6 separate regions of the Homo sapiens genome follow, and all the other regions are linked to region 1. The links are chromatin contacts, found by Hi-C or POLR2A ChIA-PET in ENCODE. All regions are on one chromosome and are shown on one strand. Each heading gives the region's core, a stretch centred on a gene start or an enhancer-like site at or near the end of the contact. The rest is flanking DNA. Distances are from core to core; before and after follow the strand shown.

The links. Hi-C counts contacts between places; a loop is a spot of excess contacts on that map. ChIA-PET counts read pairs that join two places held with the same protein, here RNA polymerase II (POLR2A). Pooled maps may share reads with other maps.
Region 2: a loop to region 1 is called in a pooled map, with 4 times the contacts of the local background. The contact joins two enhancer-like sites. A Hi-C loop is called at or near these places in 1 of 37 single-sample maps with no recorded cell type and 4 of 50 pooled maps. POLR2A ChIA-PET finds 5 or more read pairs at or near these places in 2 of 52 experiments (GM12878 and MCF 10A).
Region 3: a loop to region 1 is called in a map with no recorded cell type, with 9 times the contacts of the local background. The contact joins two enhancer-like sites. A Hi-C loop is called at or near these places in 4 of 37 single-sample maps with no recorded cell type and 4 of 50 pooled maps. POLR2A ChIA-PET finds 5 or more read pairs at or near these places in 2 of 52 experiments (OCI-LY7 and activated naive CD4-positive, alpha-beta T cell).
Region 4: a loop to region 1 is called in a pooled map, with 4 times the contacts of the local background. The contact joins two enhancer-like sites. A Hi-C loop is called at or near these places in 1 of 168 maps with a recorded cell type or tissue (OCI-LY7), 6 of 37 single-sample maps with no recorded cell type and 5 of 50 pooled maps. POLR2A ChIA-PET finds 5 or more read pairs at or near these places in 1 of 52 experiments (naive thymus-derived CD8-positive, alpha-beta T cell).
Region 5: a loop to region 1 is called in a map of OCI-LY7, with 5 times the contacts of the local background. The contact joins two enhancer-like sites. A Hi-C loop is called at or near these places in 1 of 168 maps with a recorded cell type or tissue (OCI-LY7), 3 of 37 single-sample maps with no recorded cell type and 6 of 50 pooled maps. POLR2A ChIA-PET finds 5 or more read pairs at or near these places in 1 of 52 experiments (T-cell).
Region 6: a loop to region 1 is called in a pooled map, with 4 times the contacts of the local background. The contact joins the promoter of RBM47 here to the enhancer-like site in region 1. A Hi-C loop is called at or near these places in 5 of 37 single-sample maps with no recorded cell type and 4 of 50 pooled maps.

What each region holds. Positions count from the first base shown.
Region 1 is chr4:40,991,387-40,994,191 of GRCh38, reverse strand. All of the region lies in intron 6 of APBB2 (amyloid beta precursor protein binding family B member 2), which reads left to right. Among named protein-coding and RNA genes, the nearest start is that of APBB2, 220 kb to the left of the region's middle. Within about 2 kb of position 1,336, at least 9 of the 41 ENCODE cell types and tissues checked have a DNase peak (open chromatin) inside an H3K27ac peak, as active enhancers do; they include GM12878 and OCI-LY7, where a contact is called at or near this core.
Region 2 is chr4:40,671,574-40,674,634 of GRCh38, reverse strand. No RefSeq gene overlaps it. Among named protein-coding and RNA genes, the nearest start is that of RBM47, 43 kb to the right of the region's middle. RefSeq lists an enhancer at 1,154-2,353. Within about 2 kb of position 1,579, at least 13 of the 41 ENCODE cell types and tissues checked have a DNase peak (open chromatin) inside an H3K27ac peak, as active enhancers do; they include GM12878, where a contact is called at or near this core.
Region 3 is chr4:40,721,031-40,724,198 of GRCh38, reverse strand. No RefSeq gene overlaps it. Among named protein-coding and RNA genes, the nearest start is that of NSUN7, 27 kb to the left of the region's middle. Within about 2 kb of position 1,423, at least 12 of the 41 ENCODE cell types and tissues checked have a DNase peak (open chromatin) inside an H3K27ac peak, as active enhancers do.
Region 4 is chr4:40,558,157-40,561,100 of GRCh38, reverse strand. All of the region lies in intron 1 of RBM47 (RNA binding motif protein 47), which reads left to right. Among named protein-coding and RNA genes, the nearest start is that of MIR4802, 58 kb to the right of the region's middle. Within about 2 kb of position 1,285, at least 5 of the 41 ENCODE cell types and tissues checked have a DNase peak (open chromatin) inside an H3K27ac peak, as active enhancers do; they include OCI-LY7, where a contact is called at or near this core.
Region 5 is chr4:40,655,083-40,658,251 of GRCh38, reverse strand. No RefSeq gene overlaps it. Among named protein-coding and RNA genes, the nearest start is that of RBM47, 27 kb to the right of the region's middle. Within about 2 kb of position 1,696, at least 3 of the 41 ENCODE cell types and tissues checked have a DNase peak (open chromatin) inside an H3K27ac peak, as active enhancers do; they include OCI-LY7, where a contact is called at or near this core.
Region 6 is chr4:40,628,535-40,631,291 of GRCh38, reverse strand. It overlaps RBM47 (RNA binding motif protein 47), which reads left to right and starts at 1,428. Exons shown (of 7, transcript NM_001098634.2): 1 at 1,428-1,896. RefSeq lists enhancers at 1,565-1,634, 817-1,694, 1,695-2,571.

The DNA.
Region 1 (2,805 bases), core at 87-2,586:
CCTCAGCCTCCCGAGTAGCTGGGACTACAGGCGCCCGCTACCGTGCCCGGCTAATTTTTTGTAATTTTTAGTAGAGACGGGGCTTCACCATTCACAGGATGGTCTTGATCTTCTGACCTTGTGATCTGCCTGCCTTGGCCTCCCAAAGTGCTGGGATTACAGGTGTGAGCTACCGCGCCCAGCCTCTCCTAGGTGTTTCTTTAAATGTAGATACCTGGGCCCTACCTGTGCCTTACAGACTCAGACGCAGGTAGTGGGTCTCAGGAACCTGCATTTTAACTTCCTCCTCTATGCATCATTTGAGAAGCATGGCTCAGATTCTGACACAGGAACTGCTTTAGTTAGGGCCTTCTGTTGTGTTTGAAGTGCTGTGTTCCTATTATAATGGATACTGATCTGGCTAACATTTAACAAGAATCACAGCCTTAATGAAAAACGTGGAAAACATTTATTTTCTTTTAAAAAATAATATTTTCTTTTGTTTTTGATAGAATCAAGTAGAAGTGGCCAGGCATGATGGCTTATGCTGTAATCCCAGCACTTTGGGAGGTTGAGGCAGGAGGATTGCTTGAGGCCAGGAGTTTGAGACCAGCCTGGGCAACATAATGAGACTTCATCTCTATAAAAAATAAACAAAAAATTAGCTGGGTATGATGGCACGTGCCTGTAGTCCCAGCTACTCAGGAAGCTGAGGTGGGAGGATCTCCTTGAGCCCCGGAGGTCAAGGCTGCAGTGAGCCAAGATCACACCACTGCACTTCAGCCTGGGAGACAAAGGGTAACCCTGTCTCAAAAAACATTTTTGTTAAAAAAAAAAAAAAAAAAAAAAAAGAGAGAAGAGTTCTTAATTGCTCCTGTGCTCCAGAAATTAAACTACTGGAAATCTCTTCTCTTGTTCTTGTCCCTAAAATGGAATTTGTGCCATAAGCTTTACTGCACTATGAACACTGAATATTTAAATCCCAGCTGTGCTATTACTAAATGGATGATTGTGGCTGAGTCACTTAACACCATACGTTTCCTCCTCTGTCAAATAGGGTTAATAATAGTCTCTGCCTTGTGGGGTGGTTGTGATGATTAACTGAAACAAGACATGTGGGGCACAGAACGTAGTGATTGCCATGTAGTAAGGGCTCAGCAAAAATTGGATTTTATAAATATTCTGGTATGGAAAATTAATTCTCCCACTGAAGGAAAAGCACAGAGAGAGAGTAAAAGAGGGACTACGATTGTGTACACAAACAGAAAATAACTTCAGATAAGCAGCAGAGTAGACTAGAACAAGTAGGCAGGAAGACAGTGTTTCACAACGTAGAGATCCTGCACATGGCAGGCCGGCCTATCTCCATCCGGCCCTGTGGTTTGGCTTGTTCGTCATTGCCCATGAGCCTCGGTCTTACTTGAAGGGGTGAGGAAGGTGATGGGTCCTGAGGGTGGTGCAGCTCCCTGGCCTGGACATCGGGGGTCGGTCTTCTGCTCGTGATACTCCTGCTCGCTGGCTTCATACTTCCCGCGTTACTTCCAGGGGTTACCAGCGTTTCCATCCAGTCATTTCACACACCTCATTGAACAATTTTCCAAGTGTTGGTTTGCTCTCTTCCTTACTACATATTAATGAGGTGTCCAAGACTGCTGTTCAGCACGTATCTAAAATGTTGTTTAACTACATCAGAAGGTAAATCTATAGCTGCTGAAGCGAACTAAAAAGCTGTGTCAATCTGGTGCAGTGGCTCACACCTGTAATCCCAGTGCTTTGGGAGGCTGAGGTGGGAGGATAGTTTGAGGCTAGGAGTTTGAGACCAGCATGGGCAACATAGAAAGACCCCCCCCCATCTCTACCAAAAATAAATAAATAAATAAAATTAGCTAAGTGTAGTGCCGTGCACCTTTAGTACCAGCTACTCGGGAGGCTGAGGCAGAGGATGTCACTTGGGCCCAGGTGGTCAAGGCTATAATTATGCCACTGGCTTCCAGCTTGTGCAACAGAGTGAGACCCTGTCTCTTAAAAACAAGCAACAAACAAAAAAGGCAGCTGCATTGATAATCAGTCAGGTAAAGCATCGTCATTTTCACTTTCAAAAAGTTGTTCTGAGTATTAAGTGTTAGCAAAGATGCTTTTCTCTCTGTAGTATTTTTAGCCTTAACAGTTTTCACTCTTAATTTCAGTGTGAGTGTGGTGTGTGTGGTGTCTGTGCGTGAGTGTGAGAGAGAGAGATGGGGAGGAGGAGGGAGAGTGAGAGCAGTGTTCTGATTGTAGAACACCCTCACAGGTAGAATTGTTATAACTTTCTAATTGCAGACCACTCTCATAGAAGATTCTTAAGGAAACCTCAGCCCACCTTCTGAAGGGATGAGACGAGTAGCATCTTCAAGTGAAATGCCCTCTGGGGTCTGAAGGTTCTAAAAAAAATCCTAGAAAACCAAGGAAGATGGTGAATTATGGAAGAACTACCCAGATGATTTTCAAAGCTGTAAATTAACAAGTGTGTCTGTTTTAGGAGGAGGGGGTGAAAAGTCTAGGGTGTGTGTGTGTGTTTTTCTTTCTTCTTTTCTCTGTTCACTTGCCAAAAACAAACAAAAATGACCTCACTTCAGACACAGGGATAAAAGCAGGAGGAAATTGCTATAGTTAGAACACTATAGGTTTTTTTTCCCCCTGTACTTTTTGGATACATATTTTTAAAAAAATAAATAGGATCACTTACTCTGGCCTAGCACAATTTCATCTAAAGTGTTTTGAAAGTTATAGTCTTAATTTTAGGGACAGAATAGGTTATCGTAAGGGGTGTGAGGGTTTTTAAATGCA
Region 2 (3,061 bases), core at 330-2,829, 320 kb after region 1:
GAGAAAAGGGGAGGAACTCAATCTTTGTCTAAGGTGAACTTCCAAATCAACTCATTAATAAATGCTCCAATAAAAACAGTGTACTTGTTATGCGTGAAATGCTGTTTTAATATTCATACATATAAGAAAGGTAATGATAGGTGTTTACCATAGACTGTTTGGAGTCTGATCTTTTTTTTTTTTTTGAGACGGAGTCTCGCTCTGTCACCCAGCCTGGAGTGCAGTGGCGTGATCTCCGCTCACTGCAACTTCCGCCTTCCCAGTTCAAGCTATTCTCTTGCCTCAACCTCCTGAGTAACTGGGATTACAGGCACACGCCACCACGCCTGGCTAATTTTGTATTTTTAGTAGAGACAGGGTTTCTCCATGTTGGTCAGGCTGGTCTTGAACTCCCGACCTCAGGTGATCCGCCTGCCTCGGCCTCCCAAAGTGTTGGGATTATAGGCATGAGCCACAGCCCTGGCACCGGAGTCTGGTCTTATACTTGATTCACTGAGTAGCTCAGTTACTTAGTTGCTCCCTGCATCAAAGAGGCTCTTATAGTAATAGCAGCTATTAGCAGCTGGCAACTATTTTACACACATACATCATCTCTAATTTTCAAAAGAGTTCTGCAAGGAAGGCATTTGTTGTAGGCAGAATGTCTAAAATGGACCCTAAAGATGTCCTTTATCTCTGGAACCTGTGAATATGATGAGATTTCACTCTGATGATTATATTATGTTGTATGGCACAGTTGACCTTAAGAAAGAGTGATTATCTGGGTGAACATGAGCTGCTAAAGCAGAAAGCGGCAGGCATGGTGGCCCATGCCTGTAATCCCAGCACTTTGGGAGGTCAAGGCAAGAGGATCACTTGAGCCCAGGAGTTTAAAATCAGCCTGGGCAACATAGCGAGATCCCCACTCTACAAAATAAATAAGTAGATAAAAAAAAGAATAAAAGCAGAGAGCTTTCTCTGGCTGAGAGCAGAAGTCAGATGTTTTCCAAGTGTCAGAAGGGTTAGGTGTGTAGTTGCTGCTTTGGAATAGAGGGTCACTGTGGAGGAAGGGGGCAGGCTTAAGGAGCTGAGAAATGGCCTCTGCTGACAGCCAGTGAGGAAACAAGGCCTCGGTCCCACAACTGCAGGAACCTACATTCTGCTGACAACAGGGATGAGCTTGGAGGAAGACCCTGAGCTCTAGGTGAGGACACGGACAACCAACATCTTGATTTCAGCGTTTCAAGGCTCTTAGCAGAAAACCTGGTTACGCCATCTGGGGCCTCTGGCCTACAGCACTGTGAAATGATGAGTGGGAGTAGCTCTTACCCTCTAGATCTGTGCTAATTTATTACACAGCAGTAGAAAACTAATAAAGCATTCATACCCTCCTCCTGCAGAGGAGGAAACTGAGGTTCAAGGAAGTTTAGTAAATGTGGTGAAAACTATCTTGAGAATGTGGTTAGGGCAGGATTTGATGCAGGCAGACAGACCTACCCACGTCACCATTCAGTAATGTGTTAACCAACCAAGATCCACAGGATGCAAAAGGAATAAAGCTCTTGATAGAGGGAAGGATGACTCAGCTTTCTACTCAGTTTTAGAATGACTCGGATTCTTATTTACTATTGGCTGAACAATGGCTTGGGTTTCTGCAAGGATCTTGATCTGTGGGAGTGGCTCCCACGTATCTGCTCTGTTGAGATGTATTAGCTTGTCTCCTTTTTTCGCTACAAGCATTAGATGACTGATTTCCAAACGAGTGAAGCTGAATGGATTTAGCCAGATTAACATTCTAACAGCAAGAAACAGGGGAAGAAAAGGCAAATCCTGGGGCGCTTTGTTAACACACGGAATCACTCACACAAACATACTCAGGAAAAGCCTTCTCTCCGAGGCCTAGCTTTGTAGATATTCAGCTTCCTGAAGACACGCCAGTTTTAAAAGGAGGAGTTCCAAAGAGCACTTACCATCAGGACCTGGCCCCAGCTCTTCATGTGACCTTTCCTTCCTCTTTCCGGCTCACTCCACTCCAGCCGCAGGACCTCTGGACCCTCCCTTGAGTTATGCTAAACTCCTGCCTGCCTTGGGCCACTGTGCCTCTGTTCTCTTTGGCGTGGAATATTCTTTCTCTAGTTCATGTCGTTAATTCACTCAGATCTCTGCTCAAGTGGCATCTGACTGGAGTGTCTTTCCCTGACCAACTTATTTAAAGCAGCGCTGTTCCCTGCCCGTCACTGTCTCCTTATCCTGCTTTATTCTTTTTTTTTTTTTTTTTTTGAAGAGGGGGTCTTGCCCTGTCTCCCGGGCTGGGGTGCAGTGGCACGATCTCGGCTCACTGCAACCTTCACCTCCCAGGTTCGAGCGATTCTCGCGTCTCAGCCTCCCAAGTTGCTGGGACTACAGGTACGTGCCACCATGCCTGGCTAATTTTTGTATTTTTAGTAGAGATAGGGTTTCACCATGTTGGCCAGGCTGGTCTCGAACTCGTGACCTCAGGTGATTCACCCACCTTGGCCTCCCAAAGTGCTGAGATTACAGGCGTGAGCCACCGCGCCGGCCCCTGCTTTATTCTTCTTCATAGCACTTTGGCTACCTGATATGCCTCAGATGTACAAATATGTTTATTTGTTTGTCATTGCCTTTCTCCCGCATGAGGTTTTGTTTTATTCATTGCTGTATTCCCAGTATCCACAATAATTTACAGCACATAGTAGGGAATCAAATATTTGTTGAATGAATTAATGAATCAAGAACAAAAGCACTGCATCTGTTAAATGATTTGGCATTCCTGAGCTATTTCTGCACCTAATCTCTCTCTCTCTCTCAGGGGTATTTGCTAATGGGTCTAATATGGGAAAGATACTTAATTCCATGGTTGTACAAAATCTAGAATACAGAAGATTAAAACCTGGAGACAAGGCCGGGTGCAGTGGCTCAAGCCTGTAATCCCAGCACTTTGGGAGACTGAGGTGGGCAGATCATCTGAGGTCGGGAGTTCAAGATCAGCCTGACCAACATGGAGAAACTCCATCTCTACTAAAAATACAAAATTAGCCAGGCATTGTGGCACACGCCTGTA
Region 3 (3,168 bases), core at 174-2,673, 270 kb after region 1:
TGAAACCCCATTTCTACAAATACAGAAAAATTAGCTGGGTCCGGTGGTGCGTGCCTGTGGTCCCAGCTATTCAGGAGGCTGAAGTGGAAGGCTGGCTTGAGTCCTGGAACTGGAGATCGCAGTGAGCCAAGATTGTGCCACTGCACTCCAGACTGAGTGACAGAGTGAGACCCTGTCTCAAAAGTTGACTTGCCATAATCCAAGTTCCTTGAAATCAGAGTGGAAGAAACTCATATTTAGAGAATAGGGAAGAGTGTAGGCTGGAAGGCAGGGACTTGAGGAACTGGTCATGGCAGTCATGGAAGGTTCCTCAGAGCATACTGAGAGGTTTTGCTTCCTGCCACAGAAACTGACATTCCTGTAAGTGGAAATTCTATGAATTGACCAGAACCATAAATGAGAAGCTGAATAAGGCAAAGTTTTATATGACTGTCAAGCAATTAAAACTACAGGTCAGGCTGGGTTCGGCGGCTCATGCCTGTAATCCCAGCACTTTGGGAGGCCGAGGCAGGTGGATCATCTGAGGTTAGGAGTTCGAGACCAGCCTGACCAACATGGAAAAACCCTGTCTCTACTAAAAATACAAAATCAGCCGAGCGTGGTGGCATGTGCCTGTAATTCCAGCTACTCTGGAGGCTGAGGCAGGAGAATCATTTGAACCCAGGAGGCAGAGTTTGCGGTGAGCCGAGATCACACCATTGCACTCTGGGCAACAAGAGCGAAACACAATCTCAAAAAAGAAAAAAAACAAAACCAAAAAAAACCCCTGCAGGTCATCTGGCTTGGGCCCTTGAATGAGTAGGCATCCTTTCAAAGTTAAGGAAATAAGGCACAAAAAAGTTTAATAATTGGCACTTAATTACTAACTCAATATTCTTATTTTAAAAGTTAATAGTAGGTCTAGGCTCAGTATTTCCCACTGGCAACTTGCTGAGGGAGGTTGAATTCCATAGAGACAGTAAATTGGTGATTGATTGCCAGGGGCTGCAGGGGGTAGAATGAGGATGGAGTTATTGATTTAAATCAATGGGGATACAGGGGTGAAGAGAATAGACAAGGTCCCAGTCCTTATGGAGGTTAGTGTTTATCAGGGAGACAGACAAGTTAAACAAACATTGCAGGAGGTGGAGGGGGCTGGGTCAGCGGCACTTATGCAGGAAGTAATTTCTAAGAAGCAGTAAGTAATGTCTAAGAAGCAGTAAGTTACGGTAAGAGAGATTATGAATATAATTTACTTCCTGTCTCTATTCACCAGGAAGTAAATTATGGTGTTCTTGGCAAAGTAAACAGTATAGTTAAAGGCCCACAGATGAAACAGCACATGGTATGCTTAGGGAACTGAAAAAAGTTTAGATCAGTGGAAATGCGGTGGGGAGCAGGAAGAGGCAGATGAGGGTCAGACCACTCATGTGACAAAACAAAGGGGAACCATCAGAAGCTGTTGAAGAGGCAAATGACATGATCACATTTGCGTTTTTGAGACATCACTGCAGAATGTAGGATGGATTGGGGTGAGGCAAGGCTGGAAGTGGAAAGACCGGTTAGGAGACCAGGAAGGATAACCTTGGTGAGAGGTAGTGTGCCTGAACCAGGGTGGTAACCCTGAGGATGATGAGAGGTAGACAGGAGTAAGAGATGTGAAGTTGAATCAGCAGGACTTAGTGATTAATTGGAATGAGGTATCAGAGAAAAGGAATCAAGGTTCTGGCATGGGCAACTTGGGGCCCTTCACTGTTCCAGGAGCACAGAAAGGGAGGCGATTTGGGGAGCTTTCAGTTTAGAAATGTTACGATCATGATACTTCCAAAGATATTCAAACAAATATGCCTACTAGATGCAAAGACTTGGCCTGGAACCATCACTAGTCATCCACCTGGGGATGGTAATTGTAGCCATGGGAGGAGATCAGATCCAGGGAAAGTAGAATGAAAAGAGAAGGGATCTCTTATCTTTTGGTAGAACCATGGGGAAACACTAACAAGTCAGAGAAAGACAGAAGGGAGGAGCCAGAAAAGGAAACAGAGGTGAGGCCAAGAGGAATGAGGAGAATCGTAGGATCATCGAGTCACAGAGGCCAAGGAAAGAAGTGGTCAAATGTGTCAGCTGCTAAAGAGAGGTCAGTAGAGCAAGGACTGAAATTTGCTATTGAATTTAGTAACAAGGAAGTTGTTAGTAACTTAGGAGATTTCAGTGGAAACCCAGATTTCAGTAAGCAGATGAGTAAGTCAGGCAGTGGAAACCATTCTTTTATGAAGTAGATCTGTGACATAACCAGAGGGAAATGTGGAGTCAAATAGAGTTGGTTCTTAAAACAAACAAATAGAAAAGGTGGGACAGGGTTAACTAAGTTTAAATGAGAAAAAGAAGTCAGTCAGTAAAAAAGGGGGAGGTTCAGGGCCAGGCATGGTGAGTCACACCTGTAATCCCAGCACTTCAGGAGGCCGAGGCGAGCGGATCACTTGAGGTCAGGAGTTCGAGACCAGCTTGGCCAACATGGTGAAAACCCGTCTCTACTAAAAATACAAAAATTAGCCGGGCATGGTGGCAGGCACCTGTAATCCCAGCTACTTGGGAGGCTGAGACACGAGAATCACTTGAACCTGGAAGGCGAACTTTGCAGTGAGCTGAGATTGTGCCACTGCACTCCGGCCTGGGCGACAGAGCCAGGCTCTGTAAAAAAAAAAAAAAAAAAAAAAAAAGAGGTTAGGGGGAAGTAGAAGATACAAGAAAAAAGGATTTTAATTGATAGAACAAGATACCATAGAAGGCAGATCATTTGCTTTAGATAGGAGGAGAATAGGAGAGACCTCTCTCCTATTGTAACAGATGTGGGAAGGAGGATAGGATGCCTTGGATCCATTTAAGTTTCTGAGTTGTATGCAGTGGGTGCTGGAACCAGCTCCTACAAGCTCACAGGAGCCAATTGTTAAATTTTCAGCAATTTTGCTAATTGGTTAACCTCACATTAACAGCTGGAATTCAGCCACAGTGGGGATATTTACATCATGGAAATTAGTAAATACTATACATCAGTACTTCCCCATACCCTGACATCTGGAGAGCCAGTTATCAGGCATTTACTCATACCACTGGTTAGGGTGAGAAGGTGAAGGAGTTCCTTAATAGCATTATCTTCTCTGTTGGGGAGGAAGGCAGGCGTCAGATTTT
Region 4 (2,944 bases), core at 36-2,535, 430 kb after region 1:
CCAGGCTTGATTGTTGGGAGGTAAAAAACCAGACACATAGTCTCCTTTAATGCAGTTCCTGACACGTAGGCAGTGCTAAGAATGTGGGAAATAGTGAGAGAAAAGGGAATAGCAGCAACTTTTTTTTTTTTTTTTCCGAGAAGGAGTCTTACTTTTTGCCCAGGCTGAAGTGCAGTGGCGCGTTCTCGGCTCACTGCAACCTCCACTTCTGTGTGCAAGTGATTCTCCTGCCTCAGCCTCCTGAGTAGCTGGGATTACAGGCGCCTGCCACCATGCCTGGGTAATTTTTTGTATTTTTAGTAGAAACGGGGTTTCACCATTTTGGCCAGGCTGGTCTTGAACTCCTGACCTCGTAATCCACCTGCCTTGGCCTCCCAAAGTGCTGGGATTACAGGCATGAGCCACCACGCCCAGCCTAGCAGCAACTTTTTAGTTATGGTGGTCAGCAGTCAAAGAGGGCATAGATGGCTGCATCATACAAAATAGATGAAAACTTCGAATGTATGACTAGGCAGGAGAGGGTCGGGGAGGTCACCTCCTGGCTTCCCCTGGACTGGCAAGTGACCAAAGGCTGGCACTGCCGGGAGCAGGGAGAGCCGAGGTGTCCTCATTCAATCCAAGGAATTGGTTGTATTGTGAGCTCTGGTTAGATTTTTTTTTTAAATGCACCTGGCAAGGTTGCTTTGAACTCTTGATCATCCAAGAGTGGTAAGAAAGTGCTGGGCCATGCACATGCTCATTCCTCAAACACCTGTGCCTTGGCAAAGTGGAGATAACCAAAAGTCTGAACTTCCATACTCTTGTGTTTTAAAATCAGAACCTTAGGCAGCACAGAAAGCATTTTAAGAGTTTTCTGCACTTTTCATGGAGTGGAGTTAGATTTTGCAGGTGATACCAGTGAAACCTTTAACTGTCAGTGACCCTGGCCATGTTAGGAAATTCCTGACAACTGTCAGACCTCTGTGGGTCAAAACTCAGCTTGGCTGCGTTTTGACAACACTGTTTTGCTGACCAGGCTGGTGTTTAACTATTGTGCCAGGGTCAGGATGGAAAAATAAGAGAGTAATATCAAGAAAGTGAGCGCGTGGTTATGGGTGAGTGATTCTCAGACCTACTTGCTAATCTCTCTAACAGCTATCTGGCTAGTGCAAGTAATTTGGCCAAAATTTTAAAAAAGGTAAACACTAGAAATGGCTTGTAATGTACAGATTTGAAGGAACAGTGACTTATCTATTTCATTTGCAGTTTGTTGTGCTTGAGAGTCAAGGCTGGGGCATATTATGTGCTGCCAACAGGAATCAGAAGTTGAGAAATCAGGAACAAGTGTTCTTTCTACCCTCTAATAAAGGGCCTGACTTCGCAAAAACAACAATAATCCTATTTTTGCACCACCAAGAGTCTTCCCGATTTGGGTGGGACCTTAGAGGATGGTGGAGGGGATATTTCATGAAACTCAAAAAATATTTGCTGAATCAAGATTTTCTCTACCCTGGTGTTGGTCACCCACAGGAACAAAGATAGAATCTTTTATATTTAAACAACACCTCAGTTTTTCTTCCTTAACAGTCTTATTTTTAAAAAATTTAGATAAGATCTCCAATGTTTGCTTCAGGCTTTCTCACTTGACATTATCTTGGACTTTGGGGCTTGAGGGAGAAAATGCAGCTTCTCTGTATAGTTTCTGAAATGATGCTTGCATACCCATGTCACTTGATTCGTTATTGTAGAAATAACACCCACATTATGGGCTAGCCATATCGTATTCTGTGTTTGTCACCTGTAATTGTTTGAGAAACACAGCCTGATTTCATGTTAGACTCACTTGAAAAATATTTATTAGGCTCTCTCCTTCTATTTGCCAGAAATAGAGGCAAAGGCTGCTTTTCCATATAATCCAAACTAGCTTATATTCTGTCTTGGTGAAGTAGCCTCTAAAGAAAAAACCATTACTGAGGGGCAAATGCTATCTATGTCATGGTAATATACCTTGTAATAGGGATAAATACCTTGTAATAGGGATAAAATAAAGGCTGGATCTGCCCTATTCACCACAATCACTAGCACAGTGCTTGGAACATAGGAGGGGCTTAGTACACATTTCTTTTTTGAGACGGAGTCTCACTCTGTCACCCAGGCTGGAGTGCAGTGGCGAAATCTTGGCTCACTTCTACCTCCGCCTCCTGGGTTCAAGTGATTCTTCTACCTCAGTCTCCCAAGTAACTGGGATTACAGGCGCCTGCCACCACGCCCGGCTAATTTTTTTTTTTTTTTTTTAGACAGAGTTTGACTCTGTCGACCAGGCTGGAGTGCTGTGGCACGATCTCGGCCCACTACAACCTCTGCCTCCCGAGTTCAAGCAATTCTCCTGCCTCAGCCTCCCAATTAGCTGGAACTACAGGTGTCCACCACCACACCTGGCTAATTTTTGTATTTTTAGTAGAGATGGGGTTTCACCATGTTGGCCAGGCTAGTCTTGAACTCCTGACCTCAGGTTATTTGCCAACCTCAGCCTCCCAAAGTGCTGGGATTACAAGCATGAGCCACCATGTCTGGCCCATTTTTTTTTTTTTTTTTTTGTAGTTTTAATAGAGACAGGGTTTCACCATGTTGGCCAGGCTGGTCTTGAACTCCTGACCTTAAGTGATCCACCTGCCTCGGCCTCCTGAAGTGCTGGGATTACAGGCGTGAGCCACCATGCCCAGCCTCAGTACATATTTTTTAGACATTTACTCATTCAATAAATGATTGAGTAAATGAATGTCTAAATGTTAAAAGTCACAGAATTCGATATAGTTTAAGTTAAAGCAAATGACAGACCAAAAGTTCACAGGGAGAAAAAATGATTTCTGAGCCTGTGTTAATGAGATATCTGTAATTTAAGAGGAGAAATCCCAAATTTCAAATATCAACTTATACAAACTGTGAGTCACTTATTTCTCTGAGC
Region 5 (3,169 bases), core at 447-2,946, 340 kb after region 1:
GCCCAGGCTGGTATCAAACTCCTGGCCACAAACAATCCTCCTGCCTCAGCCTCCCAAATTGCTGGGGTTACAGGGCATGAACCACCGCACCTGGCCTAGTGATTTTTTTTTTTTTTTGAAATGGAGTCTCTCTCTATTGCCCACGCTGGAGTGCAATGGTGCGATCTCGGCTCACTGCAACCTCCACTTCCTGGGTTCAAGCGATTCTTTTGCCTCGCCCTCCTGAGTAGCTGGGATTATAGGTGCCCGCTACCATGCCTGGCCAATTTTTTATATTTTTAATAGAGATGGGGTTTCACCATGTTGGCCAGGTTGGTCTCGAACTCCTGACCTCTGGTGATCTGCCCGCCTCAGCCTCCCAAAGTGCTGGGATTACAGGCGTGAGCCACTGCATCTGGATAGAAATATTATTTTCTATGTCCACAATTTAAGCACTCTATACATAACAACTCATGAATCTTTACAGATATTCTCCCATATAGCTTGGTGCATACGAATGTGATATTGAAGTCTGTATGTGTCAAAGTAAAAATTATTGTGGGAAGCCTGAGCACGGTGGCTCATGCCTCTAATCCCAACACTTTGGGAGGCCAAGGTGGGTGGATTACTCGAGGCCTGGAGTTCAAGACCAGCCTGGCCAACATGGTGAAACCCAGTCTCTACTAAAAATACAAAAATTACCAGCCTGGCCAACATGGCGAAACCCCATCTCTACTAAAAACGCAAAAATTATCACCCTGGCCAACATGGTGAAACCCCATCTCTACTAAAAATACAAAAATTACCAGCCTGACCAACATTGTGAAACCCCGTCTCTACTAAAAATACAAAAATTAGCCAGACATGGTGGCAGGCGCCTGTAATCCCAGTTACTCGGGAGGCTGAAACAGGAGAATTGCTTGAACCCTGGGAGGTGGAGGCTGCAGTAAGCCGAGATTGCACTAGTGTACTCCAGTCTGGGTGACAGAGTGAGACTCTGCCTAAAAAAAAAAAAAGATTGTGGGAGCACTAAAGGTGGAAGGATGGGGAAGGCAGCAGCACTGTGAAGAGAAAACTGTTATGGAAAGCGGGAGATTCATGTTTTGCTTGAGCCACTGATGAGTTCTCTGGCCTTCAGAGTAGTTCTCTGAGACTTTGTTTTCCTCACCTGTGAAATGGAAGCATTTGGCCAGATAAGTTCTAAAGTCCCTAACATGTTTGAAAAGTGCTAGGACTTTTTTTTTTTTTTTTTTTTAAGACAGGGTCTCGCTCTGTCACCCAGGCTGGAGTGCAGTGGCACAATCACAGCTCACTGAAGCCTCGAACTTCCTGTGCTCAGATGATTCTCCCACCTGAGCCTCCGGAGTAGCTGGGAAAATAGGCACACGCTATCATGCCCGGCTAATTTTCAATGTTTTCGTAGAGATGGGGTTTCACCATGTTGCCGGAGCCATTCTTGACTGAACTCCTGAGCTCAAGCGACCCACCAGCCTCGGCCTCCCAAAATGCTGGCATTACAGGCGTGAGCCACCATGCCCAGCCTGAAAAGTGCCATGACTTTTTAAGGGAATTTAAGAGATTAACGTAATTAGCAGGGCAGGAGGAGGGCTCCCCAGATGAGTATTGATACCTCAGTGGGACCAAGACTCCCACACTGACTGTGCCACCTGTTTGAGTGGTCTGATTACCCACATCCTCTTTTGAAGGAGCTATGCCCCATCCCTTTGCACGGAGACTCAGTTTCAAGTTAACGTGATCCAGTTCTAAAAGGCCAAAGAGATTCTTTGCTGGCCTTGATACTCATAGGAACATTTTGCCACCTATTTTATTCTGATCACAACCCAGAATTCCTGCACTGATAGATTACTGAGTCTTTTGATTTATTTTTTTGCAGAAGTAAAATCTGGCAGCTAGTAATCTGGTTATTTTCTGATCCTTGTGGCCAGATGGCACTTTCGATGTTAAAACTGTTCAGAGAAAGAGGTTTCACAATGTTCTATACCTTCTCTGCACTGTTTCTCACATATCCACATTTTTGATGATGCAAACTTTTTTCTGAGCCCAGAAACTTAGACATTCAATGATGAAAACTGATGCCGGAAGCTCCCAATGTCTGGTTAGCCAGGGATCATCCTCCAAACCCTGTTTGATTAGACATTCGATACAATGATTTATAGTTCCTGTTTAGATATTCACTTTGATGATGAGCATTTAAAACTTTTTCCATTACAGTTGTTATTACTGCATGATAACCATTATTGTTGCATTAATAATGAATATCGTATAGAACACTTGCATATTGTCATTTGCAGAGTATCCTTTTATATTTGCCTTTTTTGGGCCGAGCACACTGACTCATGTCTGTAATCCCTGCACTTTGTGATGCCAAAGTGTGAGGATCTCTTGAGGCCAGGAGTTAGAGGCCAGCCTGGGCAACAGTGAGAACCCATCTTTATCTATAAAAAAAATTACCGGCCAGGCCCAAATAAAGCAAATTTAAAAAGATACTCTGCGAATGACAATATACAAGTGTTCTATACAATATTCATTATTAATGCAACAATAATGGTTATCATGCAGTGGCTCAGGCCTGTAATCCCAGCACATTGGAGGCTGAGGCGGGCAGATAGAGGTCTGGAGCTCAAGACCAGCCTGGATGATATGGCAAAACCCTGTCTCTACCAAAAATACAAAAAATTAGCTGGGTGTGGTGGCACGCACCTATGGTCCCAGTTACTTGGGAGGGTAAGATAGGAGAATCCCTTGAACCCAGGGAGCAGAGGTTGCAGTGAGCTGAGATCGCACCACTGCACTCCAGCCTGGGCGACAGACAGACGGGGAGACCTTGTCTCAAAAAAAAAAAAAAAAAATTCTACCCAAGCCTTTCCACTGTTTTTTTTTTTTTTTTTTTTTTTTTTGAGATGGAGTTTTGCTCTTGTTGTCCAGGTTGGAGTGCAATGGCGTGATCTTGGCTCACTGCAACCTCTGCCTCCCGGGTTCAAGCAATTCTCCTGCCTCAGCCTCCCGAGTAGCTGGGATTACAGACATGTGCCACCATGTCTGGCTAATTTTATATTTTTAGTAGAGATGGGGCTTCTTCCTGTTGGTCAGGCTGGTCTTGAACTCCTGACCTCAAGTGATCCGCCTGCCTCAGCCTCCCAAAGTGCTAGGATTACAAGGGTGAGCTACC
Region 6 (2,757 bases), core at 179-2,678, 360 kb after region 1:
TGTCAGCAATGAATATAAACTGTTTGTAAAAATCCCATCGTTAGAATCTTCCAGAAACTGAGGCTGGGAGAGATTAAATATCTTGCTCATGGCCTCACAGCTGGTGAGTGGCAATGCTGGTGCTACAGCCCATGTCTAACTCTGACCACACACTCTTCTTCAGAAAAAAGCCATAATGTAAATAATAATAAGAAGAATAACAACAACAATAACGGCAGCTAACACTGTGTGCTAGGCACCGTTCTAAGCTCTTTGCATGTGTTAACTCAACCAGCAAAGAACCATTTTTGGAACATTCTTTCACTAAAGTAGCCCGGTATTTTTTTCTTTCCCCTCAGCTGAATGACACTGCAACCCGAAATCACAACTCTGTTTTAGGTTCCTGGTGGTGCCTGCTTCCTCTTCTAGTTTGTTTAGTCACAGAATTCGATTCCTGTTGGCCCATTCCGCGCCTACAAACAGGCTTAGCGCTCCACTGAAATGCGGGAGGCTCCTTAACTCTTGTATAAACAGGTAAGGCGGAGGGGGTGGGGCGCGGATTGCGGACATCTGGGTTTCTTGGGAATTGGGATGGGGTGGGGGTTCGAGCCAACTCCCCAGAGAGCAGGCAAGGTGAAGCGAGGGCTTGGCTGCTGTTTCTAAATGCAGTGTTTTTTTGTTCCCTTTCTAGAAACCCTCCGTAACTCTAGGTCAGAGCGCACTAAAATGAGCCACTTCTGAACGAGCAGCGCCCAGGCCCCAGGCCCTGCTGCGAAGGCCCCGGCAAAGGTCAGGGCCCCGTCCGCGTGACGCTCCTGCCTGCGCGCGGCCAAGCCATGCTCGGCCCCAGGTAAGGACGCCCCGGGAGCTCGCCCCGGGAGCTCTCCCCGGGCACGCGGGGGTCGCAGAGATCCCACCTCGTCCAGCGACTTGTTTATGGGGGGAAGAAGGGGAGCGGGGCGGTTCCGATCGGCTTGAAATTCAGCAGCAGGTTCCTAATTTCTCCAACGTGGTTCTGGCTGGGTTTCTCGGAGCAGCCCGAAGGGGGCCGAGCGTCTGACTCGGACAGATGCCCCCAGGTGGAGCAGGTGCCACTTCTGGGTGTCTGAAAGGCATGTGACTTTTGGGGCGGGGAGAGAAGTCCGTCTGGTCAAGTCCCCCAATCTCTGCCATCAAGGCCGATTTTCTTTGAACCTTCAGCAAAGGTATCTGCGCTCCTAAAAAACAACAGGAATGTGGCACTGGCCTTTAGCCAGGGGAGGCTCAGCCAGCAGGATAAAATTTCAGGGCAGATTTACGGGAAGTTGCCGGTGTTGGGAGTAAAAATCTGGTTTGGTGAGTTTAAGGGAAGGGAGTAGACGAGAGACAACCTTGCTACTGTGAGGCGGATGGCCTCGGCAGGGGGCGGGCGGCGGGAGGAGAGAGGGAGGGAACCGGGAAGGGCCCGCAGACTAGACGCTGAGCGCTCCCGTGCGCAGCGCCCCACGCAGCCGGGACGCGGCGCCGCTCTGCGGGTGGAACCGCCGCGCGCTCCCGGCCTCGGGAGCTGAGCCCGAGAGAACTTCGCTGCCTTCGGGTCGCCGCTCCCGCTTTCCACTGTGGAATGTGCAGCTTGGGATAGAGAGAAACCAGGGTTTGGGGAGCGGTCCTCCTGGAGACTTTCTCTCTGCAAGTCTCCAAGGTTAAGCAATTCTGACCCACTGGAATTCCCAGAGCCTGGGAGTTAAGCCTAAAACGCTCTGTTGCTTTAAGCGGCGCGGTGGGGAGTCGCTGGACACTCCTTATTTTGGTTTTACATTAAAAAGAAGGCGGACGAGAAGATGTTGTAGGTGACTTCCTAGCTGTGTTAAGTTGCTCCTGGGCTGTGAATGGTGTTAATTTCTGAAGTGGGCGGCTCCAAAAACTTAACAAGGAAAGGTAAGGTGGTTTTTGGTAGTCCTTCTAACTATTGTCCCTTAATCTTACATTTGGGTCCCAATTTTTGAAGTGTATATTTTTTTCTTATTCTTCTCTCTTTAGCTCTTATCCCTCATGCTATCACTCATCTTCTGTCTCTTGGTATATTTAGTGGGAAATAAAGGGTTTATAAAACGGTTTTAAAAGGGTCAACCTCTGGGAAGGCAGATAATCATATACAGTCAGTCCCATCGTGTTTCCTGTAGTGATGAATCTTTTCCCATAAAAGAAACTGATTTTTTTTTTTCACTCTTGAAAATACATGATTGGACCGCCCAGAAGCACAGGTGACTTTAGACTCAGATTATTACAGTGAGACTGAGGAAGCGTCCTGGACAGGAGGCATCTCATTTAAGTGTTAACCAAGGCAGAGGGGGGTCTTCCTGCAGTAATTTACGTCTGAAAGTAACACTCGGTAGAGGTGTAGTTGTTTCAAATTAAAAATTCAGCCTGTAGAAAAGGGTAGGACTGACGAATTATGACATCTGACAAATTAGCAGTTGACCGGATATTTAAGAAATCAGATAAAATAAATGGAAGTGGAATTTTTCAAATAAATGACTCATTTTTTAATTAGGTAAAAGTTCAGCCACTCTTGGGTACTGTCCCAAGGCATAAGTGATAGGAAGATACCATCTTCAAGGTACTTACAGGCCATTACCGACCTGAACTAAAAATCAAACCTTTTTTTTTTATCTGGTGGTATTTTAATGACTCACTGTTTTCTTTAGCAGGAATATAGATTTTAAAATGTATTCTTTAAAAGTTTTAAGGCAAGGTCATACGAATTTCTCAGGGGAGGGAAAGCAAAGGGTTGACAAC